2 separate regions of the Homo sapiens genome follow, and region 2 is linked to region 1. A link is an interaction called in ENCODE POLR2A ChIA-PET data of the cell type or tissue named here. Cell type or tissue: A673. All regions are shown on one strand. Links, peaks and the distances in the headings refer to the core of each region. The heading gives the core; the rest is flanking DNA. Region 1 overlaps ANKRD13B (ankyrin repeat domain 13B). Region 2 overlaps SSH2 (slingshot protein phosphatase 2).

Region 1 (15,081 bases), core at 4,049-12,048:
TAAGGAGGTGACATTTGAGCAGCAGCCTGAGTGAAGGGAGGGAGAAAGCTTTGGGGCTCTCTGGAGGATCCTGGAGAACGTTCCGGGGAAGGCCATTGGCGAAGGGTGGAGCAAATGAGTTCAAAGAGAAGTCTGGGGCCATTGGATTCCCTGCTACCTACGATGGAAAGCCACTGGAAGATTTTGAACTAAAGAGTGTCAGGACCTGAGTAACACTTCACAGGGTGACTTTAGCTGCCATAGGTGAGGTGGACAATAGAGCCTGGCAACCGGGGAGCAGCAAAGAGGCAGTAGGGGGCTGCCAGTGAGAGATGGGGGGGCAACAGCTGCAAGGTAGTGGAAACTGGGCGGCTTCTAGGTCTGTTTTGGAGGCAGAGCCTACAAGTTTTTCTGATGGGTTAGATGTGGAGGGTGCGGGAAAAAGAAGAGATGTAGACAGTTTTAAAGTTGGTTTTTTTTTCCACCTGAAAATGCAGTAAATCCAGGTGATGTTTACTGTTTATGGGGGCAGGTGCAGCTGTCCAGGAATGCAGAAAACAAGGAAAAGTTAAGAAAGTCACTTCCAGAATGAAGAAGGCAAGAGAAAGGGCAGGAGACGTCATGGAAAGCCAGGCTGTCCCATTTTGTTTCATGAATTCAATGATCTTTTTATATTTTTCCTGAGGATGTAAATTACTGTTTTCCCCCAAAGAGTTTTCTTTTATTCCCTGCATCAAGAGAATTTCCTCTGGGTTCTTAGCATCTAATTTGTTTTTTTTTTTTTTTTTTTTTTTTTTTTTGATACGGAGTCTCGCTCTGTCCCCCGCGCTAGAGTGCAGTGGCGCAATCTCGGCTCACTGCAAGCTCCGCCTCCCGGGTTCACACCATTCTCCTGCCTCAGCCTCCCGAGTAGCTGTGACTACAGGCGCCCGCCACCACGCCCAGCTAATTTTTTGTATTTTTAGTAGAGACGGGGTTTCACCGTGTTAGCCAGGATGGTCTCGATCTCCTGACCTCGTGATCCGCCCACCTCGGCCTCCCAAAGAGCTGGGATTACAGGCGTGAGCCACTGCACCCAGCCGTCTTAGCATCTAATTTGTATGTTTTGGTTTATTTCACATGGGAAGCTTTCATCAAGTGTCCAGTTTCTCCTGGCTGTTGGGTCATATTTAAGAATGGGGCTGGGGAGCTCAGGGATGTGTGGGTGCTACTGTAAGGTGATCAGGTGGCAGGCTGGCCTGTTCATTGTAGGGTCACCAGATGTCTGTATTCTGAGGTCTTTGGGACAACTTCCTACTCGGGTAGATAGGGTGGTGGTGGTGTGACCTGGCTGCCAGTGGTTCAGGACCCAGGTAGGGAAGGGGCTGGGGTTTCACGGATCACTGGCTTTCAGCACCATACCTCATCCTCTGCTGTGGCCAATGCTCCTGAGTCCAGAGCATCTCATGCCCAATTTCTACAAAGAATAAACCCCTGGTGTCCTGTGGTGAGGAAGGGGGGCATCTCCCAGCTTAATGAGGCTGGGAAGGGGACCAGGGGATCCTGAATTGTAACCAGCCTCCCTGCACTCAGCTCTAGCTTCACCTCCACCTCTGCCATCCCCATTGCCTGCAGGTCCTACCTACACCTTTCAGGGGGGCTGGGGGTCACCTGGCTTGCTCCTTATGTGGACGTTTCCCTCTGTGGCTGCTTTAGTTTCAGCTTCCTCTGCTCCCCTAAGTCAGTTGTGAGGCCCCAGCCACTTTCCATGTTCTAAAGTTGTGTTGAAGTTTCTCATCTGCTGACATCTCTTCTCTTTATTCTTGTGGGTTTTAAATATTTTACTGACTTTTTTTTTTTTTTTTTTTTGAGACAGGGTCTGGCTTTGTTGCCTAGGCTGGAGTGCAGTGGGATGATCTCTGCTCACTGCAACCTCTGGCTCCCTGGCTCAAGGGATCCTCCCACCTCAGCCTCCCAGTAGCTGGGACGATAGGCATGCACCACCACGCCTGGCTAATTTTAGTATTTTTTTGTAGCACAGAGTTTCACCACATTGCCCACGCTGGTTTCAAACTCCTGGGCTCAAGTGATCTGCCCACCTCGGCCTCCCAAAGCTTACAGGCATGAGCCACTGCGCCCAGCCTGACATTCTTTTTTTTTTTTTTTGAGACAGAGTCTCTCTCTGTCACCCAGGCTGGAGTGCAGTGGTGCGATCTCTGTTCACTGCAACCTCCACCTCCCAGGTTCAAGCGATTCTTGTGCCTCAGCCTCCCTAGTAGCTGGGATTACAGGAATCCCCCACCACGCCCAGCTAATTTTTGTATTTTTAGTAGAGATGGGGTTTCACCATGTTGGCCAGGCTGGTCTCAAACTCCTGACCTCTGGTGACCTGCCCGCCTCGGCCTCCCAAAGTGCTGGGATTACAGGCATGAGCCACTGTGCCTGGCCTCCTGACATTCTTATACATTTAACATTTTTTGGCACTCTTCAATCCTTTGTACAGATTCAAGTTTCTATCTGGGATCATTTTCTTTCCACCTGAAGAACTCCCTTTAACATTTCCTGCACATCTGGCAATAAATTCCCTTAGAATTTGTTTGTCTGCCAACATATTTATTTCTTCTTCAGTTTTGAAGAATATTTTCACCGGGTATGGAATTCTAGGTCAATACCAGTCATACTGGATTAGAGAAAAAAAAAAAAAGAATTCTAGGTTGAAAGTTTTTGTTTTTGTTTTTTTCCCCCAGCACTTTAAAGATTTCATTATATTGTTTCCTGGCTTACATAGTTTCTGATGAGAAGAATATAGTATTTCCTGTATCTGTTCTTCCATACATAATGGACCTCATTTCTTTGAATGCTTTTAGGATTTTCTTTTTACCACTAGTTTTCAGCATTTGATTATGATGGACCTTGGTGTAGTTTACTTCGTGTTTGTCTTACTTGGGGTTCATTGAATTTCTTGGTTCTTGGCTTTATCTTGGTATTAGTTTCCACAACAAATTACTACAAACTAGGTGGGTTAAAACAACAAATATTTGGCCGGGTGTGGTGGCTCACGCCTGTAATCCCAGCATTTTGGGAGGCCGAGGCGGGCGGATCACGAGGTCAGGAGATCGAGACCATGCTGGCTAACACGGTGAAACCCCGTCTCTACTAAAAATACAAAAAATTAGCCGGGCGTGGTGGTGGGTGCCTGTAATCCCAGCTACTTGGGAGGCTGAGGCAGGAGAATGGCGTGAACCGGGGAAGCGGAGCTTACAGTGAGCTGAGATCACGCCACTGCACTCCAGCCTGGGCGACAGAGTGAGATTCCATCTCAAAAAAAAAAAAAAAAAATTTATTCTGTCACAGTTCGGGAGACATAAATACAAATTTGAGATGTTGGCAGGGTGGCAGTCCTTCCAAAGGCTCTAGGGAAGAGTCCTGCCTTGTCTCTTTCAGATTCTGGTGACTGGGCCACAACCCTCTTGGCTTGTGGCTGCAGAACTCTAGTCTCTGCCTCCGTCTTCACATGGCCTTCCCACCTCTCTGAGTGTCTTAGAAAGACACCTGTCATTGGATTTAGGGCCCCCTGGGTGATCCAGGATTATTTCATCTTGAGATCCTTAACTTAATTATGTCTGCAAAGACCCTTTTTTGAAATAAGGTCTCATTCATAGGCTGTGAGGGTCAGAATGTGATGTGGACATGTCTTAGGAGGGGCACCATTCTTCAACCCACCATAGTAGTTTTTATCAAGTTTGGAAAAATTTTGGACGTTCTTTCTTTCTTTTATTATTTATTTACTTATTTTGAAATGGAGTCTCCCTCTGTCGCCCAAGCTGGAGTGCAGTGACACGATCTCGGCTCATTGCAACCTCCCCTTCCCGGGTTCAAGCGATTCTCCTGCCTCAGCCCCCAAGTAGCTGGGACTACAGGTGCCCACCACCACGCCTGGCTAATTTTTGTATTTTTAGTAAAAATGGGGTTTCACCATATTGGCCAGGCTGGTCTCAAACTCCTGATGTTGTGATCCACCCGCCTTGGCCTCCCAAAGTACTGGGATTACAGGCGTGAGCCACCGCACCCGGCCTATTTCTCTAAATTTGTCTTATTTGTCCTACTTCTTTATTCTGTCCTTTGGGATTCCAATAGATATATGTTACAATGCTTGATAATGTCTTACAGATTATGAGGCTCCATAGAGACAGGGTCTTGCTCTGTTGCCCAGGCTGGAGTGCAGTGGCGTGATCATAGCTCACTGCAGCCTCGAACTCCTGGGCTCAAGGGATCCTCCTGCCTCAGCTTCAGAGGAGCTGGGACTACAGCTGCTTGCCACCATGCCCAGCTAATGTAAAAGTTGTTTTGTTTTGTTTTGTTTTGTTTGTAGAGACAGAGTCTTGCTGTATTGCCTGGGCTGGTCTTAAACTCCTGAACTCAAGCCAACCTCCCGCCTTGGCCTCCAAAAGTGCTGGGACTATAGAAGCCCAGCCAACTTTATTTTTCAGTACTGTTTTTCTCCTCTGTGCTTCAGTTTGGAAAGTTCTATTGCTGTCTTCAAATTCACTGATTTTTAAATTGTGCAGTGTCTAATCTGCTGTTATTTCCATTCAGTGAATTTTTCATTTCAGTTACTGTACTTACTATCTTTAGATGGTCCACTGGGTTCTTTTTTATACCTCTCATTCCTCTCCTCATGAACATCTTTTTCATGTTTTTCTTTAAACTCTTGAGTATATTGAGCCATCTATCATCTTTATCATTTCTGAGTTTTGTTTCTATGAAATTATTTTTCTCCTGATTATAGGTTATATTTTCTTTCTTTTTTTTTTTTTTTTGAGATGGAGTCTCTCTCTCTGTTGCCCAGGCTGGAGTGCAGGGGCGCCATCTCGGCTCACTGCAAGCTCGATCTCCTGACCTCGTGATCCACCCGCCTCAGCCTCCCAAAATGCTGGGATTACAGGCTCACGTGAGCCACCGCACCCTGCCTATAAGTTTTATTTTCCTACTTTTTGGCATATCTAGTAATTTTTAACTGAATTTTGGACATTGTAAATATGATGTTAAGCATCTGGATTTGTTATTGTTCTTTAAAGAGTGTTGGGCTTTGTTCAGGCAGACTAGGTAAATTACTTGCAAATCAGTTTGACCTTTTTGAGGCTTTTTTTTTTGAGACAGAGTCTTGCTCTGTCACCCAGGCTTGAGTGCAGTGGGGCAATCTCAGCTCATTGCAGCCTCAACCTCCTGGGCTTAAGGGATCCTCCTGCCTCAGTCACTGAGTAGCTGAGGCTACAGGCACATGCTACCATACCTGGCTAATTTTTTGTATTTTTTGTAGACATGGGGTTTTGGTATGTTGCCCAGGCTGGTCTTGAACTCCTAGGCTCAAGTGATCTGCCTGCCTCAGCCTCCCAAAGTGCTGGGATTAGAGGTGTGAGCCACCGTGCCTGGCCTTTGATGCTAATTTTTCTTTTTCTTTTTCTTTTCTTTTCTTTTTTTTTTTTGAGATGGAGTCTTGCTCTGTCACCCAGGCCAGAGTGTAGTGGTGCAGTCTTGGCTCACTGCAACCTCCGCCTCCTGGGTTCAAGTGATTCTTGTGCCTCAGCCTCCTGAGTAGCTGGGATTACAGGCACCCATCACCAAGCCCGGCTAATTTTTTGTATTTTTAGTAGAGATGTGGTTTCGCCATTTTGGCCAGGCTGGTCTTGAACTCCTGACCTCAGGTGATCTGCCCGCCTCCGCCTCCCAAAGTGCTGGGATTACAGGCATGAGCCACTGCACCCGGCCTGAGGCTAATTTTTAATCTGTTAGGGTGGGTCTAGGTGAGCCTTTTCTCTAGGGATAGTTTAGCTCTACTGCTAAGGCATAACCCTTCTGAGGTCTGATTAAATATGCATCTCCACTCTAGGAGGCTGGAGCTTGATTATCTCCTTGCTTTTGGTGAGCTCTGAGAATTTACCATTTTATTGCTCCTTTTTGTGTGGTCTTACTGAGTTTCACTATACACATGTGAAGTTTAGTATTCAGGAAGACTTGAAGAGACCCCTATGCAGATTTCTGGAGTTTTTTGAGTAGTTTACTCTTTTCCAGAACTGTGCTCTGCTGCAACCTTTAATACCTTGGCTTCCCTGAATCCTGTCTCCATCTTCTCAACTCAGGAAGAGCACCATGCTCTGCTCGGGCTTCCCCTCCTTGAATTACAGTCTGGAATGTTCCTCCAGGCAGAAATCCAGGGATGTTACAGAGCTCACCTTGTTCATTTTCCTTACTTCAGGGATCACAGTTCTGGACTTCTAAAAACAGCTATTTCTCTTTACATATATTTTCTATATAGAGAAATATATATATATACACACACAAACACACACACACACACACATACACACACACATATATATATACACACACACGCATATGTATATATATATTTGAGACAGCGTCTCACTCTGTTGCCCAGCCTGGAGTGCAGAGGTGTGATGATACCTCACTGCAGCCTCAACCTCCCAGGCTTAAGCGATCCTCCCACCTCAGCCTCTGAGTAGCTGGGACTACAGGCACAGGCCATCATACCCGGCTAATTCTTTTGTATTTTTTGTAGAGATGGGGTTTTGCCATATTGCCCAGGCTGATCTCTAACTCCTGGGCTCAAGCAATCCGCCAACCTTTGCCTCCCAAATTGCTGGGATTACAGGGGTGAGCCTCTGTGCCCAGCCTTCATATATTTTGCAGCAATAATTTTCTCATTGTTTATGGTGGCAGAGTAATTTCATTTATTATGGTAGGAGTAGAAGCCTTTTTACTGGCGTTTTAATCAAGTTCAGAGAAGAGGAGGGAGTTACATGCATGTGGTCAGTTCACTGTTCCTTTTTTTTTTGAGACGGAGTTTTGCTCTTGTCGCCCAGGCTGGAGTGCAGTGGCATGATCTCGGCTCACTGCAACCTCCGCCTCCCGGGTTCAAGCGGTTCTCTTGCCTCAGCCTCCTGATTAGCTGGGATTACAGGCATGGGCCACCACGCCTGGCTAATTTTGTATTTTTAGTAGAGATGGGGTTTCTCCATGTTGTCAGGCTGGTCTCGAACTCCCAACCTCAGGTGATCTACCCGCCTCGGCCTCCCAAAGTGCTGGGATTACAGGCGTGAGCTACCGCGCCTGGCCTGTCAGTTCACTGTTCTTAACCAGAAGTCCTAGACTCTCGAAATATATTTAAATACTTATGCTTAAGACCGGGCGTGGTGGCTCACGCCTGTAATCCCAACACTTTGGGAGGCCAAGGCAGGCGAATCACTTGAGGTCAGGAGTTAGAGACCAGCCTGGGCAACATATCAAAACCCCGTCTCTACTAAAATACAAAAATTAGCCTGGCATAGTGGTGCTCGCCTGTAATCCCAGCTACTCAGAAGGCTGAGGCACAAGAATCGCTTGAACCTGGGAGGCGGAAGTTGCAATGAGCCAAGATGGCACCACTGCACTCTAGCCTGGGTGACACAGTGAGACTCTGTCTCAAAAAACAAACAAACAAACAAACAAACAAAACTTACGTTTAACAAACATGCTTTCTAAGCCAGGTGCAGGGGCTTGTAATCCCAGCTGCTTGGGAGGCTGAAACAGGAGGATTGCTCAAGCCTAGGAGTTTGAGACCAGCCTGGGTGACATAGTGAGACCCTGTCTCAAGTAAAAAAAAAAAAAAAAAAAAAAAAAAAAAAAATCTTTTGTCTGGGCACTGCGGCTCACACCTGTAATCCCAGCACTTTGGGAGCCCGAGCCAGGTGGATCACCTGAGGTCAGGAGTTCAAGACTAGCCTGGCCAACATGGTGAAAACCCATCTCTACTAAAAATACAAAAAATTAGCCAGACGTGTTGGCGAATGTCTGTAATCCCAGCTACTTGGGAGGCTGAGGCAGGAGAATCGCTTGAACCTGGGAGACGGAGGTTACAGCGAGCTGATATCACGTCATTGTACTCCAGCCTAGCCAACAGAGTGAGACTCCGTCCCCCCAAAAAAAACACAAAAAAAAACCCCAAAAAAAGCTTTTATCACTTTTATCACACAACAGAAATCTCATGCAATGTAATCATGTTATTCACAAAATTATAGGATTTGTACAAATTTTAATGCATAGTGTCCCACAAGCACAGGACATGGTTGTGAAATTGTATTAATACCATGAACTTGTTATTTCATTCCTGTCTGTGTATTACTGTAACCGTTTGTTAAACCTCACTCAGTGATAATGTCAGTGATCTAAATTGGTAGCTCTTCCTGAAGGTGGCCTGGGACCCTTAGGGTAGGTCTGGTCCCAGGTGAGCTCCTTGGCCAACAGCCTCTTTGCCACCCCACTTCAGTCCCAGGCTTATTCTTGGCAGGCAGGCCACTGGGCCCTGGAGGAGAGGACCCAGCCAGGGGCCCTTGGTGGACAGGAAGGGAGGAAGCCCTCCCTCTTCCAGAGTTACTTTCTGTCCTGTCTTCTAAGCCCCTTTCCATCCACGTGTCTGTCTTTCCGTTGCTCATAGTGTCTGTCTTTCCGTTGCCCATAGTGTCTGTCTTTCCGTTGCCTTGTGAGGTTGGTGAGGCAGAGCAGCCCCAGCAGGGGGTGGGGGTTGCTGCCTGCTCCAGGGCTGTCTGGCTCCGGAGGGCTGCCTCCGACGTGACTGGGGCTTTATCTTCCACTCCTCCTCCTCCTCCAGGTGGACATCGAGCAGCTGGATCCCCGCGGCCGGACTCCCCTGCACCTGGCCACCACGCTGGGGCACCTTGAGTGTGCCCGTGTGCTCCTGGCGCACGGCGCAGACGTGGGCAGGGAGAATCGCAGCGGCTGGACAGGTGGGCAGCCCTGCTCACCCCAGCCCCACAGCCGGGGCCTCCCCAGCATCATAGACCTATGGTTGGCTGAAGGGTCCTGCCCTGTGACCTTGCCTCGCCCTCCCCCAGTGCTCCAGGAGGCTGTGAGTACCCGGGACCTGGAGCTGGTGCAGCTGGTGCTTCGGTACCGGGACTACCAGCGGGTGGTGAAGCGGCTGGCGGGCATCCCCGTGCTCCTGGAGAAGCTGCGCAAGGTGAGGCCCAGCCTCTCAGCCTCCACGGGAGCCCTTGAGCCCTTCTCCAGTGCAGACTTAGCCTCTCTCCCCTTCGTCCTCCAGGCCCAGGACTTCTACGTGGAGATGAAATGGGAGTTCACTAGCTGGGGTAAGCGGGCTGCAGCAGGTCGCTTCTGGGCTCTCCCACTTTAGGTCCTGCGCTTGCTCCCCTGCCTGGAATGTGTTCTCATAGTTCTTCCGGCGGTTCCCTCTATGCCTTAGCTCAGCTCAGGGCCACCGCCTCAGCTAGGCCTTTCCAGATTGCCCCAGATACTGTCTTGACTCCATTATTATTCTCTTCACTCTGTCATGATTTGCTTACTGTATTCATGACCTGCCGCTCCTTGTTAGAAGGTAAGCTCTGAGAGGGCAGGAGTCCTGTCTTTTTCACTGTTGTATTCCCAGTGGCTGGAACACTCAGTAGGTGTTTCATAAATATTTGTTGAAAGAATGGATGAAAGAGTGAGTGAGTGAATTAACAAATGATGGACACTAGGGACTTAGTGGTGACAGAAACATGCCCGTCCCGACCTCAGGTTGCTCTTCTGTGTGAGTATGGTCTACACTGGCCAGGGAGGGGGTTTTGGAGGAGAGGCTGCTCTCTCTTCAGTTCCCTCCCCTGTTCCTGGCCACACGGATCCCAAACCCCATGCCCTGAGCTGGTCCAGGCCGTGTAGGCCAGACCAGTCAAAGCCACCTCCAACCTCCGCTTCCACCAGTGCCCCTGGTGTCCAAGATCTGCCCTAGTGACACCTACAAAGTGTGGAAGAGCGGCCAGAACCTGAGGGTAGACACCACACTCCTGGGCTTTGACCACATGACCTGGCAGCGAGGGAACCGCAGCTTTGTCTTCAGGGGCCAAGGTCAGGCAGGCAGGAAGTGGGGCAGGGTGGGGACGATGGGAGGCAGCCCCAGGCCACCCCTGATCCCCCTGTGCTGTTCCGTGTCTGGCAGACACAAGCGCCGTGGTCATGGAGATTGACCACGACCGCCGGGTGGTGTACACAGAGACTCTGGCACTGGCTGGGCAGGACCGGGAGCTGCTGCTGGCTGCTGCTCAGCCCACTGAGGAACAGGTGCTGAGCCGGCTTACCGCGCCCGTCGTCACCACTCAGCTTGACACCAAGAATATCTCCTTTGAGAGGTGGGTGGACATGGCCTTGGTCACCCTTGAGCCAGCCCGGTGGGGTGCCTGCCTCACCTGGACCACTCTGCTTCCCCAGGAACAAGACTGGCATCCTGGGCTGGCGCAGTGAAAAGACGGAGATGGTGAATGGGTATGAAGCTAAGGTGAGGCTGCAGCTCCCAGCTGCCAGCCCAGCTGCACTCTTGCCTACAGCAAGCTGTACAGGGGATTCTGACCTCCCTTCCCCAGCCCTGGAGGTACAGAAGCAATGCAGCGTGGTCAAGCACTTATATTTGGGTTCAAGGCACTTCTCTGGTGTTTTATATGGATGTATGGATGTATACACAGGGCACGTGCACACGCACACACACACACACATTTATTCCTCACAGCAACCCTTTCTGGTAGGTGCTGTTCTGTTAGTATTCCCATTTTACGCATGTTTATTGAGTCCTTTCCTTGGCATCCCATTTACTCTTCACAACAACCCCAGGAAGTAGGGATGATCGGTCCATTTTATGATGAGGAAATAGAGGCTTAGAGTGGTTCTGTGACCTGTACAAGGTCACACAGCTGTTAAGTGGCAGAGTTGGGGTTCAGATCCTGGCTGGCCTGACCCTAGAGCCAGGCCTTTATCCCTAAAAATGACTGCCTGGCTGGGCATGGTGGCTCATGCCTGTAATCCCAGCGCTTTGGGAGGCCGAGGTGAGCGGATCACCTGAGGTCAGTTCGAGACCAGCCTGGCTAACATGGTGAAACCCCGTCTCTACTAACAATACAAAAAATTAGCCGGGTGTGGTAGCAGGCGCCTGTAATCCCAGCTACTCGGGAGGCTGAGGCAGGAGAATTGCTTGAACCTGGGAGGCGGAGCTTGCAGTGTGCAGCGATCCCGCCACAGCACTCCAGCCTGGGCAACAGAGCGAGACTCCATCTAAAAAAAAAAAAAAAAAAAGGCTCTGCCTGTTACTCTGGGACCCCTATGTTGCCCACGACATGAAAGCAGGAACTAACAAATGCCATGGGTTTTGTGTGTGGCATCTCCTCTGAAAGCCTCCCCTGCTTCTGTAGTCTGGGAAGGCCTCTGTGCTACCCCCACCAGTGCATGGACCATGCTGTTATAACTCCATTTTATTGTCTCCTTATAGAGATTGTAAGTCTCAGGAGGGCAGGGATCATGTTTGGCTTGTTTACTGTATCCCTGATGCCTACCTCAATGCCTGGCACATAAAGGCTCCTCAAAAAATGTTTGTTGAATGAATAAGTGAATGAATGAATGAATGAATGACCTCATATATTCACTTACCCAAAAGCCTGAAGCAGAGTCTCTCCAGGACCCTTTGCTACAGGGAGTGTTCCCAGTGCCCTTAGGGGTAAGACACAGGGTAAGACCAGAACTGCTTATGAGCCCTTTCTTCATCTGTCCCCAGGTGTATGGGGCATCTAACGTGGAGCTCATCACCCGCACACGGACAGAACATCTTTCAGAACAGCACAAGGGCAAGGTCAAAGGTAATGAGGCAGAGCTGGATGGGGAGAGGTGTTGCAGGACTGCGGGAACCAGCTCCCACTTCAGTGCTTCCATCAGTATTCCCACTGGCATCCTAGCAAGAGGCTGGATGCTTTATTCAGGCCGATAGATTTCAATTCAGGTGCCAAGCCCTAAGGATGGGTAGTGGCTGCCTAGAGTACTAAGAAGTTTCTAAGGACTCATCTGGGTTCAGTGGAGAGCCATGCTGCAAGTGATTACTAATGTTGCTGTTGAATTTGGGAGAGGAGAGAAATGCCATGTATGCCATTTATTGGCCATTCTAGTCTAGTGGGACATATCCTAGGTAGAAAGTCAGGGGACCTTGCCACAGATTCTGTATGCCCATTGATGCCACACCTGATTCTCTGGGTACCAGATACCGTGTCCGAGGTGAAAAAGCATAATTTCTACCTCACAGGGGAACAACATGAAATCATGCCTATGGAAGTGCCTGAAGCAAACACACACACGCACATGCACACCCCACAGTGCCTGCCGGGGCAGGCGTTTTACTGTCCAGGGTCACCGAGCTGGAGAGGAGCACTTTTGGAAGTTGCTTCTGACCTCTAGGCCTTCCTTTTAGTGTTTTAAGCTGTGCTCACAGAGGCCCTGGCCCCTGGTCCTTGAAGCACTCAGTCCCCTTCAGGTGAAGGTGCCTGAGTATGTGGTTGGGTGAGCAGGCCCCACCCCAGGAACCGGCCTCCTCCCTAGGTCTTGGGTGCTGTCACCTCTGATGAGGTGCCCAGGTGTGTGTGGAGTTGCGGTGTCCTCTGAGATGCCACATTTCTTGTAGGCTGTAAGACACCTTTGCAGTCCTTCCTGGGAATCGCTGAGCAGCACGGGGGCCCCCAAAATGGGGTGAGTGTGTGCAGGGGTACCCGTAAGTGGAGGGATGTGGATGTGGCTCAGGAGGAGGCTTGGGAAGCGTCCTGCTTAGCATGGCCTATGTGGACCTCCTTTCCACAATGCCCAAGGCCATGTCAGCGCCACACTGGCAGAGGGGACAGCTTGGGGGCCTTGTGACAACAAATGAGTTGGCCTGGCATTAGGAACTGAGGGGAGCTCCTGGGCCCCTCCCCATGTGGTACAGACCCTGATCACTCAGACTCTGAGCCAAGCCAACCCCACTGCCATCACTGCAGAAGAATACTTCAACCCCAACTTTGAGCTGGGCAACCGTGATATGGGCCGCCCCATGGAACTGACCACCAAGACACAGAAGTGAGGCCCCTGCCGGTGCTGGGAAGGTGGGGGGCCGGGGCTCCAGGAGATGCTGGGAGGCCATGGCTTCCTGCAGTGTCCCTTACCCCTTGGGATCTGGTGGGGGCAGGTTCAAGGCCAAGCTGTGGCTGTGTGAGGAGCATCCCCTGTCCCTGTGTGAGCAGGTGGCCCCCATCATTGACCTCATGGCCGTCAGCAATGCGCTTTTTGCCAAGCTCCGGGACTTCATCACCCTGCGTCTGCCTCCTGGCTTCCCAGTTAAGATTGGTGAGACCGCACGGCCATTTCTCCTGAGCCCGTGGCGGGCCGACCGGGGTTTAGATGAGGTCGGGGTGGGGCTGAGGCTGAGGTGTGAGGGGCTGAGTGGTGGCGCCTAAAGGTTTCCTCATCCTCAGAAATCCCGATCTTCCACATCCTCAACGCCCGCATCACCTTCGGGAACCTCAACGGCTGCGACGAACCGGTGCCATCGGTGCGAGGCAGCCCCAGCAGCGAGACGCCTTCCCCAGGCAGCGACTCCTCCAGCGTCAGCAGCTCCAGCTCCACGAGTGAGGCCCCCCGCGAGAACGCCTGCCCCTCGGCTCTCCCCGGGGTGGGTGGGAGGGGCGCGCCCGGCCGTGCCTGACCCAGCCCCCGCGCCCCCAGCCTCCTGCCGCGGCTGCGAGATCTCCCCAGCGTTGTTCGAGGCCCCGCGCGGCTACAGCATGATGGGCGGCCAGCGGGAGGCGGCGACCCGGGACGACGACGACGACCTGCTGCAATTCGCCATCCAGCAGAGCCTGCTTGAGGCGGGCAGTGAGTATGACCAGGTGCGTCTCCGCGGGCGCGCGGGGCCACGGGACTCCGCGCCGCCACGGCTAACGCCCACGCCTCCCCGCAGGTCACCATCTGGGAGGCGCTAACCAACAGCAAGCCAGGCACCCACCCCATGTCCTACGAGGGTCGCCGACAGGACAGGTCAGTGCCCGCTGGGCCGGAGAGAATCCTCCGGAGAGGATCCTGTCTCCCCTAAGCCAGGACACAGCCGGAGAACCCGCGGGGCCCTCGGCAGGGACCCTCCTGGTATCGGGATGGCTTCTGCCACCACTCCTGCCTCCGAGGCGGCAGGCAGGGGTCAGGGATCCAGGCTTCACCGCGGAGTTCAGACTCTCCCCAGGCATTGACGGGGAGAACTTGGTAGGGTCTGGGCTCCGCCACGACCAGGTGGGGGCCAGGACGCCGCGGGACTGACCGCCTCCACTAGAGGGTGGTGGCCGCGGGCCGCCCTGGAGCCTCCACGCCGTGTCCCGGCCCCGGCCGGTGGGTGGGTGCGCCCGGGAGCCCGCGACATTCCTTCCCCACCCCCAGGAGCGCCCCGCCCACGCCGCAGCGCCAGCCTGCGCCCCCGGCGTCAGTGCCCAGCCCTCGGCCCAGCTCAGGGCCAGGTTCCGGCGGCCACGTGTTCCGGAGCTACGACGAGCAGCTGCGGCTGGCGATGGAACTGTCGGCGCAGGAGCAGGAGGAGAGGCGGCGGCGCGCGCGCCAGGAGGAGGAGGAGCTGGAGCGCATCCTGAGGCTCTCACTGACCGAGCAGTAGCGCCCCCTGCCGGGACCCTCGCCAGCGCCACGCGCGCCACGCCCAGGGCCAGGAGCCAGACAAACCCCGGCCTGCGCGCCTGCAGAGCGGCGGCTGGAGACTGGAGCCACCGCCTCGCGGGTGCAGCAGCACAGCAGGCACGGTTCGGGGAGGGATTCGGCATGGCCGCGGGGTACCTTCCCAGGCCAGGGCCCTGGAGGCAACTGGCACGGCCTGGTCCCCCTGCTTTGCTGTATTCTGATTCCCCAACCCGCTCCCCTGGGCTCAGATCTGTCCTGTCCTAGGGCGGAGCCAGGCGGTCCTGAGGGGGAGATGAATCCTTAGAGGAGCGCTGTCCCTATCCCTTGCTCCTTCTGGCCGGTCCGCATTTCTGTTCACTAACCCCACTCCAGGACACTGCCCCTGAAGCCTTTGCATCTCTGCTCTTCACTCCTGGGGGGCAGCTGAGCTCCCCGCGTGCTGTGTCACTGCTTTGTTCCAGACACAAACCAGCACGTCTAGGGCCCAGCCCCTCCCCCACCCCGGCATTTCAGCGTCAAGTGCACTTAGCGGGGTACCCGGCTCCCCCAGCCCCCACACCCGTCCTGGGTCTCAGGGTGGTTCCAGCTTCTCCT
Region 2 (15,081 bases), core at 3,998-11,997, 190 kb after region 1:
TCAACTACAGTGGTTTCTAAGCAAAGTGGTGAAGGAGTGGTTTGGCTCCTTCTGGCTGCTATAATAAAATGCAAAAAGAGAGAAATGAATTGCAGAAGGAATAGTTAAGCAAAAGGGAACCAGAACTTACTTGGAACATTCTCTGCCTGTGCATATTGCAAAAAATGAGAAAGCATGTTTGGAAGGGAACACCAACAGTGTGGCTGACTGACCATATAAGGAGGGTAGTGTTGGTGTGAACCACAGGCCTAATCAGCCATCTCAATAGAAGCCAGGATAGAGAAGGGATTATGCAAACAGAAATACTGCCAGCTAGGACTAAGGGAAACAGAGAAAATGAAATGGAATAAAGGAAGACTGTGACTACGCATTATCCTTCAAGAAAGGGGAAGAAGGATCCCCCCAAAGGCAATTCAGTGATGATCATCAGGGCTTCTACTCTCATCACACCCACCATGGGTGGCGATCAGGGAGCAGGCTGTCTTCACTTCAGTTTCAAAGGCTAGGACCACTGGCAAGCAGAGTTGTGTGGGCAGGGCTCTTGCAGAGAGCCCTGTGGATGGCACTCCACTGAGCTGAAGGGGCAGGGCCACCACATGAAGCAATGAGGGTGACGCTGCCACTCAAGTGCATCTGGAGAGCAGAGCATCAAACCAAGAAGGATTATTTTCAAGTCTTAAGACCTAAGGGGATTTGCCTTGCTAAGTTTTAAACTTATTTGGGACCTATCAGTCCTACTTTCCTTCTGATTTCTACCTTTTGAGATAGGAAATCTATCCTATGCTTACCTCACCATGGTATTTTGGAAGTGCTTAATTTACCTGGTTTCACAGGTTCACAGCTGGAGAGGAATGTTGGCTCAGAATGAATCATTCCTGGTCTTACTTGTATCTGATTTAGATGATATAAAACTTTGGACTTTAGGCTTCAGAACTGATGCTGGAATGTTTTGTCTTTTAAAGATGTTGAGATGGAATGAATATATTTTGTGTATGAGAACATGAATTTTGTGGGTTCCCGGGCAAAATATTATGGACTTAATGCTTGTGCCCCCTGCTAATTCATATGTTGAAGCCCTACCCTCGAAAGTGAGGCGAGGCCTTTGGGAGGTAGTTAGGGTTAGATGAGGTCATGATGGTGAGCCCCCCATGACGTGTCCTTAAAAGAATAGGAAGAGACCAGAACGTGCTCTCTCTTTCTTTCTCCCCACCAAGTAAGAACACTGAGAGAAGGTGGCTGTCTGCAAGCCCGGAAGAACACCCTCACATGAACATTCTGGCACCTTGATCTTAGATTTCCCAGCCTCCAGGACTGTGAGAAATAAATGTCTGTTGTTTCAGCCACCCAGTCTAGGTATTTTGTTATAGTGGACTGACTAGGGTTTTGTTTTTATTGAGCTGTAGTTCTTTATATCCACATTCTGGATTTAACCCCTTATGATTTGCAAATATTTTCTTCTGTTCCATGGGTTGCCTTTTCACTCTGTTGATAGTGTCTTTTGATGCACAGAAGTTTGAAATTTTGATGTAGTCTAATTTATCTATTTTTGTAGTTATGGTTGTTATCTGTGAACAAAGCCATCATAGTTTGGTCTAATTGTACTGAAAGATTTTTTTTTTTTTTTTTGAGACAGAGTCTTGCTCTATTGCCCAGGCTGGATTGCAGTGGCGCAATCTCAGCTCACTGCAACCTCTGCCTCCCGAGTTCCAGTGATTCTCCTGCCTCAGCCTCCTGAGTAGCTGGGATTACAGGCTCATGCCACCACACCCAGCTAATTTTTGTATTTTTAGTAGAGACAGGATTTCGCCATGTTGGCCAGGCTGGTCTCAAACTCCTGACCTCAGGTGATCCACCCACATGGCCTCCCAAAGTGCTGGGATTACAGGTGTGAGCCACTGCACCTGGTCTGAAAGATTATTTTTATGACTTTGTCAATAAATGGCATTTGGTTAAGATTTATTATTATTATTATTATTAATTTTTGAGACGGAGTCTTGCTCTGCTGCCCAGGCTGGCGTGCAGTGGCTTGATCTCGGCTCACTGCAACCTCCACCTCCAGGATTCAACCAATTCTCCTGCCTCAGACACCTGAGTAGCTGGACTACAGGCATGCACCACCACACCCGGCTAATTTTTTGTATTTTTAGCAGAGATGGGGTTTCACCATGTTGGCCAGGTTGCTCTTGAACTCCTGACCTCATGTGATCCGTCTGCCTCAGCCTCCCAAAATGCTGGGATTACAGGCATGAGCCACTGCCCCTGGCAAAAATAACAGATTATTAATGCAATGTCTTCTTTGTTACCTGGAACTGGCCTTTAGTTTTAATGATATGCTGTTTACTATTTAATTTCCTACTACAAGCTACATTTGAACCCACAAACTGACAAGATGAGTTCAGGCATGCTTAATGAAATGATTCAATGCTGGTTTATTCTGTGGTGAGTGATGGAGAACTCTGAACAATCTGTAGCAGTCAAACATACAAAAATCAATCTCTTACATACCGTATAGCTACAAGGGGCATTCAACTGGCAGGTAAGATAAGTTTCTTTGCTTCGAGTCGGACTAAAGCCTTTAGATTTAGAAATAGCTTGGCAAACACACTAAATGTAAGACATTATAACAGATTAGCAAATTTTGATTTTTTAATAGTTGCTACTAGGTTTTTTTCATTTCTTATTTTTATAAGTAATCCTCTTGTGAATAGAAGAAGCCTGCAAAAACCCTCTGCTGGTCAAAGTGACAAAGTATTGCCAAAAACTTAAAAACAGGTCTTTATGATTCTTCTTCTTCCTCTTTTTTTTTTTTTTTTTTTTAGTAAGACAGAGTCTCACTTTGTTGCCCAGACTGGAGTGCAGTTGTGTGGTCTCTGCTCACTGCAACCTCCACCTCCTGGGTTCAAGTGATTTTTCTGCCTCAGCCTCCTGAGTAGCTGGGATTACAGGCATGCACCACCATGCCTGGCTAATTTTTTTTTGTATTTTTATTAAAGATGGGGTTTTACCAGGTTGGCCAGGCTGTTCTCAGACTCTTGGCCTACCAAAGTGCTGGGATTACAGGTGTGAGCCACCGCGCCTGGCCTTTATAGTTCTTAATGGCTTGACAATTCAGTACTGTGAATAAGAGAATGACTTCCATTGCCTCATCATTAGGTAATTTTTTGGAACAACATTATTCCAGTGGATATTGAGTCAATATATAAAGCTTGAAATTGACTCAGAGAGCTTTAAATCTGACCTTCTAGAAAATATAAGAATTATTTTTTCATTCTAATGGGAATATGATTACGATGCCTCTGGTACACATTCAGCTAAAATTTATTTTTGGTTTCTACCTCCTTAGCCCTATGCAAAAGAAGGACACTTCTCTTTGCTAAGAGACACGAGAAATTAAGCCTTAAGCCCACAATTTATGTGTTAACAAATCAGGAAAAAAACTACCGATAATCTCAGTTACTGATGAAAAGGAACTATTTTTATATTAAGTTGTAGTTTACAAGAAGGAGGTATATATCAACAAACACCTGATAATAATAATAATAATTTTTATTATTTTTTGTTTGTTCTTGTTTTTGAGACGGAGTCTCGCTCTGTAGCCCAAGCTGGAGTGCAGTGGCGCGATCTCGGCTCACTGCAAGCTCCGCCTCCCGTGTTCACGCCATTCTCCTGCCTCAGCCTCCTGAGTAGCTGGGACTACAGGCACCCGCCACCATGCCCAGCTTATTTTTTGTATTTAGTGGAGACAGGGTTTCACCGTGTTAGCCAGGATGGTCTTGATCTCCTGACCTCGTGATCCGCCTGCCTCGGCTTCCCAAAGTGCTGGGATTACAGGCGTGAGCCACCGCGCCCGGCCTGATAATTATTAAAGCAGCATTCCCTTTAGCCAGCTTCTTCACAATGAGCATGCTTATTGATCCTTTCTCTGTATCATCTAGAATGGCTCATTTGAGTTCAGAGGATACAAGTTTGGTAACATTGAAATGACCATCTAGAACTTACCAGGCCTGTTTCTTGTGGGAGGGAGTTACTTTTAAAAACCCTTAAAGGAGATAAAATAAATGTTATTTTATACTTCCTAGATTTCTCTCACAATTGTTTTCTTTTAATGTTACTGGGTACTGGCACCCTTCTAACAACATGCCCACTATTCCATGAGAAGAGGGTAAAAATATTTCATTGCATTTTAAAAGATTAGGTAGGTTACTCAGTATACTTACTCAGTATACCCTTTGTATAGAAACAAAGTGAAATATTTACCAATCTGCAAGAATTGCCAAAATTTATCAAATATGAATGACAAATTAAGTACAAAACTGAAGGCTGAAATGTTCTTCAGTTGATATTTTCCTGAAAGGTAAGGAAATTTTGCTTTTTTATTACCCCCAAGATAATTCCTTGGATGCTTGGGTGAAAACTGAGCCAAAATTGACCTTTCTGCCTCTTTTTAAACCAATGTACCATTGAAAAATCTTTCTGAGTCAGTAACTGGATTCCTAAAGCATTCGCTCTTACTCTTTTTTTTTTTAAAAAACGGAGGAAGGTCCTGATACGTTGTCTCAAACTCCTGGCCTTAAGCAATCCCAAGTAGCTGGAATTACAGGCACAAAATACCATGCCCAGGTGCAATCTGGTTTCTTGAGAGACCAAGGAAGCACGTTGAAAAACAAGGATAAGCTAATCTGATAAGACTGAAAAAGAATTAGAGAAAAAACAATAACTACTACAAAAATATCCTACAACAAAAATGCCGTAGGATATAATGAACAAACATACCTCCTGGGCTGTGACCGGCATTCTTCCTCCCCACTGTCTGCCTCCTGTATAGACAGAAAATGAAAAAAAAAATTAAAACCTGAGGTTTCATATCATAATATCACTAATATAATTTTACTAAGTTTCACATGTTGTGTACTTGAACTAAATTACTCATGTTGTATACTTGAACTAAATTCTCTTCAAAAAAAGTGACTTCAACCAACCCAGGAAGTTGATGTCAATAGAACTTACTCCTGGAGGTAACTTCAACAGTAGTCCATGAACAAATTTCATTGACAATGAAGTGCTATTCATTAAAACAATTACCTCCAAAAACCAACTAAACATGTTATTTTACTGTTATGCTACTTCAGCTTCAAAACGAGTGGGCATTCTGACTACCACCAATAAATCTCATCAATATAACCTATTAATGATTCTGACCCCCAAAGAACAACCTAAACAATGAACACCACTTAAAAGAGAGTGCTCATGATCAAATCACCATCAACATCAACATAATGGCTACCACTTGTTGAGTACTTACAATGTGCTAGGCACTGTGTTCCTCAATTTAAGTACATTACTGTACTTATTCTTTATAAACCCAGAAGGTTGATGGTACCAATTATTTTTAATTTATTCAAATACACACAGTAACATAGGATAAATCAATGTCATATAAAAGCACTGATGGTTAATGACCCACCCAGGGATGCCAAACAATGATGACAACAAAAAGCACTGAATCATAGTTCAATTACAATATTTATTTCTTCTTAGTGTGGCACATAAAATAATAGAAAGTCTTATAACTTATGTCAATTTAGACTCAATGAATATTTTACAGATGAAGAAGCAAAAGGGAAATAAGCTGTCCAAGGAGACTCATGTGGTAAAGAATTAAAACGAAGAAATATTGACTCCCAGCTAGCTGAAAAAGCTTATCATTTACCTCTCCTTGCCCTGGGTTAAAAATTAGTATATGTTATGATATTATACTGATCTTCACAGAGGCAAGAATATTGACATGAAGGAAAAGTGAGGAAAGATGAAGAGGCTTTTTCTTTAAATTTGCTCCCTGACAATTTGTATTTGTTCTCTCATCACTTTTGCCCTATCTGGCAAACACAGAACTATTAGGTAGAAGGAGAAAAATAATCTCAGAGAATATGTGTACTGTCTGCCCAACAAGTCACCTGCATTTTCATTTATGAAGCCATCCTCATCTACCTTTACATCATTCTGCCTCCTTTCCTGGGCAACCAAGCCTAGCTCTGTAACTTTCATTCCCATGTAGCTGGAATTACAGGCACAAAATACCATGCCCAGCTGCAATCTGGTTTCTTGAGAGACCAAGGAAGCACGTTGAAAAACAAGGATAAGCTAATCTGATAAGACTGAAAAAGAATTAGAGAAAAAACAATAACTACTACAAAAATATCCTACAACATTTCATTATTCATTTCAAACATGTCTTTCTCTCTGTCTCTCTTTTTTTATTTTCCACAAAGGAAGAACAAAACAAAGATTCTGCTTCCAGAAGGAGTACAGGTAGAAAGTGTCATAGTGTATTACACTCTTTGCATATAAGAGAGAGGTTTTAGGTTAGAAAGGTATGCCCTTTAGAGACTGAAAAAAGGTTTAAAATGGGAAAGAGCTGTCTCTAGAATCAATAATCAGAACCTGGAAAGTTTGCAAGAATGAAAATAAAAGACTCAGATAAACAAATGTAAATGTTAGATTTTTGTGCCCAAAGAACTGTAATAAATAGAAATGATTTCCTGGAATATCATTTAACAAAGAGTGCTTCAGTACTGTTATTATTAATAGATCTCAAATTATAATGCAGTCTTCTCACATTTTTTTCCTTATCTTTTTTTTAGACGTTGTCTCACTCTTGTCACCCAGGCTGGAGTGCAGTGATGCGATCTCGACTCACTGCAACCTCCACCTCCCAGGATAAAGCAATTCTCCAGTCTCAGCCTCCCAAGTAGCTGGGACTACAGGTGCCCGCCACCATGCCTGGCTAATTTTTGTATTTTTTAGTAGAGATGGGGTTTGGCCATACTGGCCAGGCTGGTCTCAAACTCCTGAACTCAGGTGATCCACCCCCATCGGCCTCCCAGAGTGCTGGGATTATAGGCGTGAGCCACCGTGCCCGGCCACATTATTTTTTAATTGCATTAAATATTATATAAGAATATGTTTAACATATAAGTTATGAGGTACAATAACAAAATTAATACCTATGAACACCATTCCACCTAAGAGCTATAATAGTACCAACACTGTTGCTTCTGTTTGCCTCTTATTTCCCATTCCTCTTTCTATTATGTGACTACTATCCCAGTTTATACTTTTTTTGTTTCCACCTCATTTTATTATTTAAAAAATTTCAAACATAAAATTGAAAGATCTTATAGCGAACTTGTATATCTACCATCTAGATTGTATCATTAATATTTTCTATACTTTTTTTTGAGACGGAGTCTCGCTCTGTTGCCCAGGCTGGAGTGCAGTGGCGCAATCTCAGCTCACTACAACCTCCACCTCGTGGGTTCAAGTGGTTCTCCTGCCTCAGCTTCCTGAGTAGCTAGGATTACAGGCATGTGCCACCATGGCCTGGCTAATTTTTGTATTTTTAGTAGAGACGGGCTTTCTCCATGTTGGCCAGGCTGGTCTCGAACTCCTGACCTCAGGTGATCCGCCCACCTCGGCCTCCCATGGTCTAGGATTATAGGCGTGAGCCACCATGCCTAGCCAATATTTTCTATACTTTTTAAAAATCATATGTTTATTCATCTATCTGTCCATCTATCCATCTTATTTTTTGGATGCATTTCGATTTAAGTTACTGATATCAGTACATCTGCCTTTAAATGCATAATAATTAATTAGAATTCAGTATTTCTTTATAGTTTTTTCCTTTCTTTTTTTTTTTTTGTTTAGAGATAAGATCTTGCTCTGTCACTTAGGCTGTAGTATGTGCAGTAGCATTATCACAGCTCACTGCAGCCTCAAACTCCTGGGTTCAAGCAATTCTCCTGCCTCTCCCTCCTGAGTAGCTAGGACTACAGATGCACACTGCCAGGCCTGGCTAATTTTGTTCTTTATTTTTAAGTTTTTGTAGATACGGGGTCTCACTATGTTGTTCAGGTTGGTCTCAAACTTCTGGTCTCAAGTGATCTTCCTGCCTTGACCTCCCAGAGTGCTGGGATTACAGGCATGAGCCACCACACCTGGCCAGTTTTTTTTTTTTAAGGTAAAATTTATATACAATGAAATATACAAATCTTAAGTGCGCCATTTAATGAGTTTTGACAAATGTATGTGTCTACGTAATTCAAACTGCTATCAAGAAATGGAACATTTCCATCACCTCAGAAATTTTTCTCACAGCCATTCCCAGTCAAAATGTGGCACCACCCACTCCTGAGGCAACCCTGTTCTGGTTTTCCACCACAGATTTTTGCCATAAAAAATTAGTACACAGGATATGATTCCATTGTTCATTAAATGGGATTATATACTATGTACTACTTTATGGGAAGATTTTTGAAAAATATTCAGCATAATGTTTTCGAGATTCATCCCACGTTGTTGCATAAAATAGCAGTTCATTCCTTTTTATCGCTGAGGATTCCATCACATGAATATACGAGTTCATTTATTTATTCTCTTATTGATGGATACATTTGGGATATTTGAGTTTTTGCCTATCACGAACAAAGTTATTAGCCAGACATGGTGGTTCATGTCTGTCATCCCAGCACTTTGGGAGGCTGACGCAGGAGGATCACTTGAAGTCAGGAGTTTGAGACCAGCCTGGGCAAAATAGCAAGACACAGTCTCTACCAAAAAAATAAAATAGTTAGCCAGACATGGCACCTGTAGTCCTACTCTGGAGGCTGAGGTGGGAGGATCGGTTGAGTCCAGAAGTTTGAAGTTGCAGTGAGCTATGATCACGCCACTGCATTCCAACCTGAGAGACAGAGTGAGACTCTAAAATTAAATAAATAAATAAAGCTATTATATGAATATTCTTTTGTGAAGTTTTTTTTTGGGGGGGATTGACATAAGTTTTTATTTCTTTTGGGTCACAAGACAGAGGCATGTATAGTTTCATATAAAATTGCCAGGTCTTCTCCCAAAGCATTTACACCGCTTTATACCCTCATCAACAATGCGTGAGAGTTATAACTTAACTCTAATTGGCAATTCTTTTCCCCTATGGTTATTGTTTTCAGGTTCTTAAAAACCTTTGCCTACCCTCTAGTCATGAACATATTCTATCATTTTTTCTTTCTTTCTTTTTTGAGAAAGTCTTGTTCTGTTGCCCAGGCTGGAGTGCAGTGGTGGGATCTCGGCTCACTGGGTTCAAGCGATTCTCCTGCCTCAGCCTCCCAAGCAGCTGAGATTACAGGCGTGTACCACCGTGCCCGGCTAATTTTTGTAGTTTTAGTAAAGGTGGGATTTCACCATATTGGCCAGGGTGGTCTCGAACTCCTGACCTCGTGATCTGCCCACCTCAGCCTCCCAAAGTGCTGGGATTACAGGTGTGAGCCACCGTGCCCAGCTCAATCTTTTATATTTTAAAGAATGTCTCTTTAAAGATATCAATAGGCCATATTTTTGGCATATTTGAATTTTTACAGAAAGAACATCATAACCATTATGATTATTATCGTTATGCATATTACATAACCTCATTGAGTGTTTATTCTACACTAACACTGTTCTACAAATGTGAGACAGCATTATAATTATCCCATTTTAGGAATGAAGAAATTGAGGTACAAACTGGTTGTTGCTTTTTGCCCACAGACAGCATTTGAACCTTACTTTATCCATTATGACAATCTTTGCCATTAACTGTGGTGTTTAGTACGTTAACATTTAATATAATTTTTGATATTGTTAGATTTGTGTCCACCATGTTACTATTTATTTTCCGTTTGTCGCCTGTATTTGTATTCCTCTGTTCTACCTTTTCTGCCTTCTTTGGTATTATTTGAATATTTTTTAGAATTTTGTTTTAACTTGCCTATTGGGTCTACCTCTTTGCATTATTTATTCCCTTGTTTTTTAAAAAATTACATATGCCTACATTCTTAAACAATGTATTACTCATTTTTGATTGTTTGAGGGCTTAAAAACTGTGTTATACTGTGTGTAGTTTTCCCAATATGCTTTTTAAAAACTAAATATTATCCTGAAAAGATTCATCTACTTATTACATATAGCTATAGTTCACTCATTTTTGATGGGGTAAAATTCGAATATATCATAGTTTATCCATTCTATTTACATAGACTAGATTGTTTCTATTTTTTTGGTGACATACACAATGCTGCTATCAGCATTCTTGTACGTGTCTTTTGGTGTACATGCAAAATATATCAACAGTATATATACCTATGAGTGAAACTGCAGGGTCATAGAGTAAATAAAGGTTCAACTTTACAAGATAGTACCAAATTATTTTCCAAAGTGGTTGTACTGATTTATACTCTCACCAGAAAGAGTAAGAGTTTTAGTTGATCTAAATTCTAGCCAACACAGGATCATCAGATGTTTTCTATTTTTGCCAGTCTAATGTTTTATCTCATTATGGTCTTAATTTGCTTTGTCTTGAGATTAACTAATGAGGTTGGGCATCCTTTCATAGGTTTATGGGCTACTACTAGTTTCATAGCCTTGCCCTTATTTCTAAAATAAGCACACCAAAAGAAGGATAATTCAAATTATTTTCAGTTTTTTGGTGGATTTTTCTACCTATGAGAATTGTGATGAGAATATGTGGATAAGTAAAAAGCAAAAACACCCCTGATGCTTTCTTATAGGGCACAAGCAGCCAAAACCAGTTATGTCTACAGGGGTGAACTACATTTATTGAGTACTACGATGGGCTAGGTACTTTATATGTTGTTTCACTGAATGGGTACCACACCCTATGGGACTTATTCAAGGTCATAAATGGTGGAGTCAGGATTTGAACGTGGGTCTATCTTTCTGCTATAATCAGCTGCATCTAAACTAAAAATCTTACTTTGATACTTATAACCCAAGATGGCAATTCAGAGGGAGCTGAAGAAGAAGGAATATCTTTTTTCATGGCTTTTAATAAAGTAATATCCTTTGCATCTTTCCTCTATGACTTCTACACTTCAAAGTAGTGCCAAAAGCGTAGAAAATTCCTTTGGCTCCCCCAAAAAGCAAATCAGAACAGTGTTTTTAACACAAGATCCCCAAATAATTTTTTCTTTCTTTATGTTTCAATAGCCAGCCAAATGAATAATTTGCTTTCCCTTCTGTTTACTTCGAAAAAAAAACTTGAGGGAAAAAAAAACTAAGCATATCAAAGCATTGTAGGTCTTAGGGTAAAATGGATTTAAAAGGAATGAAAAAAATGTTCAATTATGTTAATTTCAGCAGAATTCACCGCCAAAAAAGCAAAGACACAACATTTCTTATTTAATAAGAGTAACTATCGGGTAATGCAGTTATCTTGAACAATAGCATTCAAATGGTAGCTGAAGGTGGAATGCTTACCATTCTATTCTAACAAGTGCAGAAACCAGATATAACAGCCTTTCTTGTCAAGTAACTTCACACATTGTTACTGAAAAATGCCAGTCAATCTCTTCAAAACATTGGAAATTACCAGGAGAAAAGTGTAGAGACAGCTCTTAGTTTCTTAGTGAACAGAATAATTTCTGATACATAACGAGAATATCTAAATTAAATAATTAAATAATTAAATAAATTACTAAATGTTTAATTAATTAAACATTTAATTAATTTAATAATTAAATGACTAAATATTTGTTGGCTTTTTTATGATCAAATTTCCAAGAGCCCTATTGTTAAATAGCTTTTAAAGAGTATAATTACTTCTTATGTTCTTAAGAAAAAATTGACCTAGAAACAGTAAGGTATTACATTTAATTTTAGGGTGTTCAGGAACCATTAAGTCTTTTTTTCTTTTTTTTTTTCTTTTTTTTTGAGACAGAGTCTCACTCTGTTACCCAGGCTGGAGTGCAGTGGTGCGATCTCGGCTCACTGCACCCTCTGCCTCCTGGGTTCAAGCGATTCTCATACCTCAGCCTCCCGAGTAGCTGGGATTACAGGTGTCTGCCACCACCCCCTGTAATTTTTGTATTTTTAGTAGAGATGGGGTTTTGCCATGTTGGCCAGGCTGGTCTCAAACTCCTGACCTCAAGTGATCCACCTATCTCAGCCTCCCAAAGTGCTGGGATTACAGGCATAAGCCACCATGCCTGGCTCCATTAAGTATTAATTGAAAGATTAATGCATTCTTATTAATCTGTTTACTACCTGATCATAAAAACAGGTCACTAAATAAAATATGTCTGGAAAATATAGAAGCACTGAAGTAATATTTGCTGAGAAGTAGGCTTGGTGGAGGGAGATGCTGTCAGCCTTGAACACTGGGCTAGCAGAGTGTTAAGCAATATTTTCCCAAATCTTATCATTCAAGATTCTTTACACTTTCTATTTGCTCCAATCCAAGTCATCTCATTTATCATTCTCCAAACGTACCTATTGACTTCCTTTGTTCATGCTGTTGTATCAACCTAGAAAGCCCCTCTCCCCTCTCCTATATTCTTTTCCAGTCTTCAAAGCTAGTTTCAAACACTAGTAGTTTGTGACATTTCTTTTATCACCTGACTGATGCTCTCTGTCTCCCTCCAAACCTAACGGTTGCTGTGCATCATTTTTGCGACACTACCAGTTCTGTTTCTGGGTTACAACTGGGTACTTGTTTTATCTCCCATCATCAGATTGTAATCTCCTTAAGGGCAGGAACTATGCCTCATTGCCCTTTGCATCTCACTCTGTGTTTAGCACAATGCCCTATGTGCAGATGGAACTCAATAAAGGGTCGAATGAGTGACTGGAGCAGCTAACTAATGCCATGTGAATGCTTGAAGCTAACTAGCTATACATTTTCTGCTAGTAAGGACTCTATGCCAGTTACATTTTAGCCTTACCAGGTTAAAAGAATGGTTTTTGTTGCTCAGGAGTAGCCTGTGGCTAAGATCTGGCAGTAATACCTTAATACCTTACCCAAAGACTATCCTTTTGGTTAAGCAGACAGAATCATTTACTTGATCTCAATTTTTAAAACATATTATTTTTTTTGAAAGATGAGGTCTCGCTATGTGCCCAAGCTGGTCTTGAACTTCTAGCTTTAAGCAATCCTCCCACTTCAACCTCCCAAAGTGCTGGGATTACAGGTGTGAGCCACTGCACCCAGCCCATCTGCTCTCAATTATATATTCATTCATTCTCATTCATTCATTCATTCAACATTCATTGACTACCTATTATGTTTTAGATACTAGGCACCAGGGAATGAAAGTAAGCACAACTGTCCTTATTCTTAAACAGTTAGTATTGTAGTGGGGGAGACAGTTCCATAAAACAGAAATTATAACGATATGTCATTTAGGCCTACAGCAAAAGGACATACAAAATGTTATAGAAGCAACAGAGGAAGAAGTGACTAACTATGGTGTTGGGAAATCCTTCACAAAAGTTAATTTTTTGGCCGGGCTTGAACTAGTGGGTTTTTGTCAGATGGAAAATAAGAGTATTGGCCAGGCATGGTGGCTCATGCCTGTAATCTCAGCACTTTGGAAGTCCAAGGTAGGAGAATCCCTTGAGGCAGGAGTTTGAGACCAGTCTAGGACACATAGCGAAACACTGTTTCTACAAAAAAAAAAAAAAAAAAAAGAAAAGAAAAAAAAAGTAAGTAAGAGTATTTCAGGGAGAAGAACAGGCAAAAGAGCTGAAAACTGTAGAAGAATGAGAGTCTGATAAATTTGGGGAAGAGTGAGCAGCTGTGGATTTTTCAAGCAAAGGTACAGGTATTGGGGGTTAAGGCTATCAAGTAATATTACTGTTATGAGTCTGCAATGATGGAAATTCCAAGATAACAGTTCTATGATCAGAAAAGATGGTTATGAATTGTCAATTCACTGGATATCAGATTATCCATCAGTTACCTCAGCCCTTGGAAATAAATGAATAGTAGGAGGTATCTATCAGACAGGAAAAAGGAATCTAGTAGTCTTTCTAAGAGACATATGTGCTTCGAAACTGGAAGAGATAATGCCATGCTTCTGGCTTTTGAAAAAAGCAGATATAAAACACACAGGCTTGAGGAGGAATAAAGGCATCAGGTCTGCCACTTGGCCACTTGAAAGAGAAGGCTTAGATCCACTGCTAGAAACAGAAAAAACAGCTGTTTGGGTTATCTATTGCTTTATAACAAATTACTGCTTTATTATATTTTATGATTTTATGGGTCAGAAATTCAAGCAGCACTTGGCTGGGTGATTCTTCAGTTCTACATGGTATTGCTAAGGGTCATTCAGTGCTATTCAGGTGATATTTAGTTAGCATATGAGCTGGTATGGAGGATCTAAGCAGCTTCATTCACATGTCTAATGTCATAGCCTAGATGGGTGGAAAGCTGGGCTCAACTGGAAATGTAAACTGGAGTGCCTAAACATGATTTCTAATTTATCTTGGGCTTCCTCAAAGCATGGTATCCTCAGGGTTGGTCTTCTTGAATAATGGCTCAGGGCTCCAAAAGGACTAGTCATCCTAAAGGCTAGGCTCAGAGCTGGCATAGTGTCATTTCTGCCACACTTTATTGGTGTACCAAAAAAGTCCAACACAGATTCAAGGAATCTGTGAGAGGAATTAGATTCCCTTCGCACAATAGCAGAAGTAACAAGAATTTGCAGCCATCTTTCGACCCTGGTGATTAATTGAATAAGTAGACAAAATTAACAGGACAGAAAAACAGGTAGTTAATGACAGTGAATGAAGTAGAGCTCCTAAAGCCTAGGGCCATAGAGCTATTTAGGAGGGCAAAGCAGCTAACTCTTAGGTCAGTGCAAGGAGGACTGAAGGCCATATGGATATTTTTACAGGTTAATGTCTATAAAGAAGTGTTCTCTTTATTGGGAGGCTAAGGACAAGAAAGGACCTGCAAGCATGGCAGTAAAGACACACAGTATGGTCCAGGACCAGAGTGAATACCTAGGCACTCATAATCTGAGAAAGCTGGTTTGGAAGAGGCTCAGACATGATCAAATCAGTAGTTCCCATATAATCTGACCTTGTTTTAAAGTCTAATTTAGATCAAGATATATAGTATTGGCTGGAATCAGGAATCAGAGATTCAATTTAATCATATTTTATAGAGATATGACATGCATTAAAGTAAAAACAAAGTCAGAGGATCCTGGAATACTTACAATTAAAATCAAAGTCACATCATGCTCC

What was found. ChIA-PET counts read pairs that join two places held together with the same protein. Peaks named below come from ENCODE experiments on the same cell type or tissue, not always from the same donor. Only the 100,000 strongest peaks of a DNase experiment are listed, where the experiment ranks them.
Region 2: POLR2A ChIA-PET joins it to region 1 with 13 read pairs; 8 of 35 experiments call an interaction of 5 or more read pairs at or near these places.

The regions. Positions count from the first base shown.
Region 1 is chr17:29,599,116-29,614,196 of GRCh38, forward strand. It overlaps ANKRD13B (ankyrin repeat domain 13B), which reads left to right. Exons shown (of 15, transcript NM_152345.5): 2 at 8,627-8,762; 3 at 8,871-8,995; 4 at 9,080-9,125; 5 at 9,736-9,879; 6 at 9,971-10,160; 7 at 10,240-10,306; 8 at 11,570-11,651; 9 at 12,464-12,528; 10 at 12,761-12,891; 11 at 13,001-13,158; 12 at 13,287-13,439; 13 at 13,537-13,700; 14 at 13,772-13,848; 15 at 14,239-15,081. The coding sequence ends at 14,467. Among named protein-coding and RNA genes, the nearest start is that of ANKRD13B, 14 kb to the left of the region's middle. RefSeq lists silencers at 14,122-14,351, 14,512-14,621 and an enhancer at 14,296-15,081. In A673, for the core only: no CTCF peak of the experiment used is centred there; no DNase peak of the experiment used is centred there; H3K27ac peaks cover 427 bases.
Region 2 is chr17:29,789,121-29,804,201 of GRCh38, forward strand. SSH2 (slingshot protein phosphatase 2) reads right to left here. Exons shown (of 16, transcript NM_001282129.2): 3 at 4,774-4,817. Among named protein-coding and RNA genes, the nearest start is that of SSH2, 130 kb to the right of the region's middle. In A673, for the core only: no CTCF peak of the experiment used is centred there; no DNase peak of the experiment used is centred there.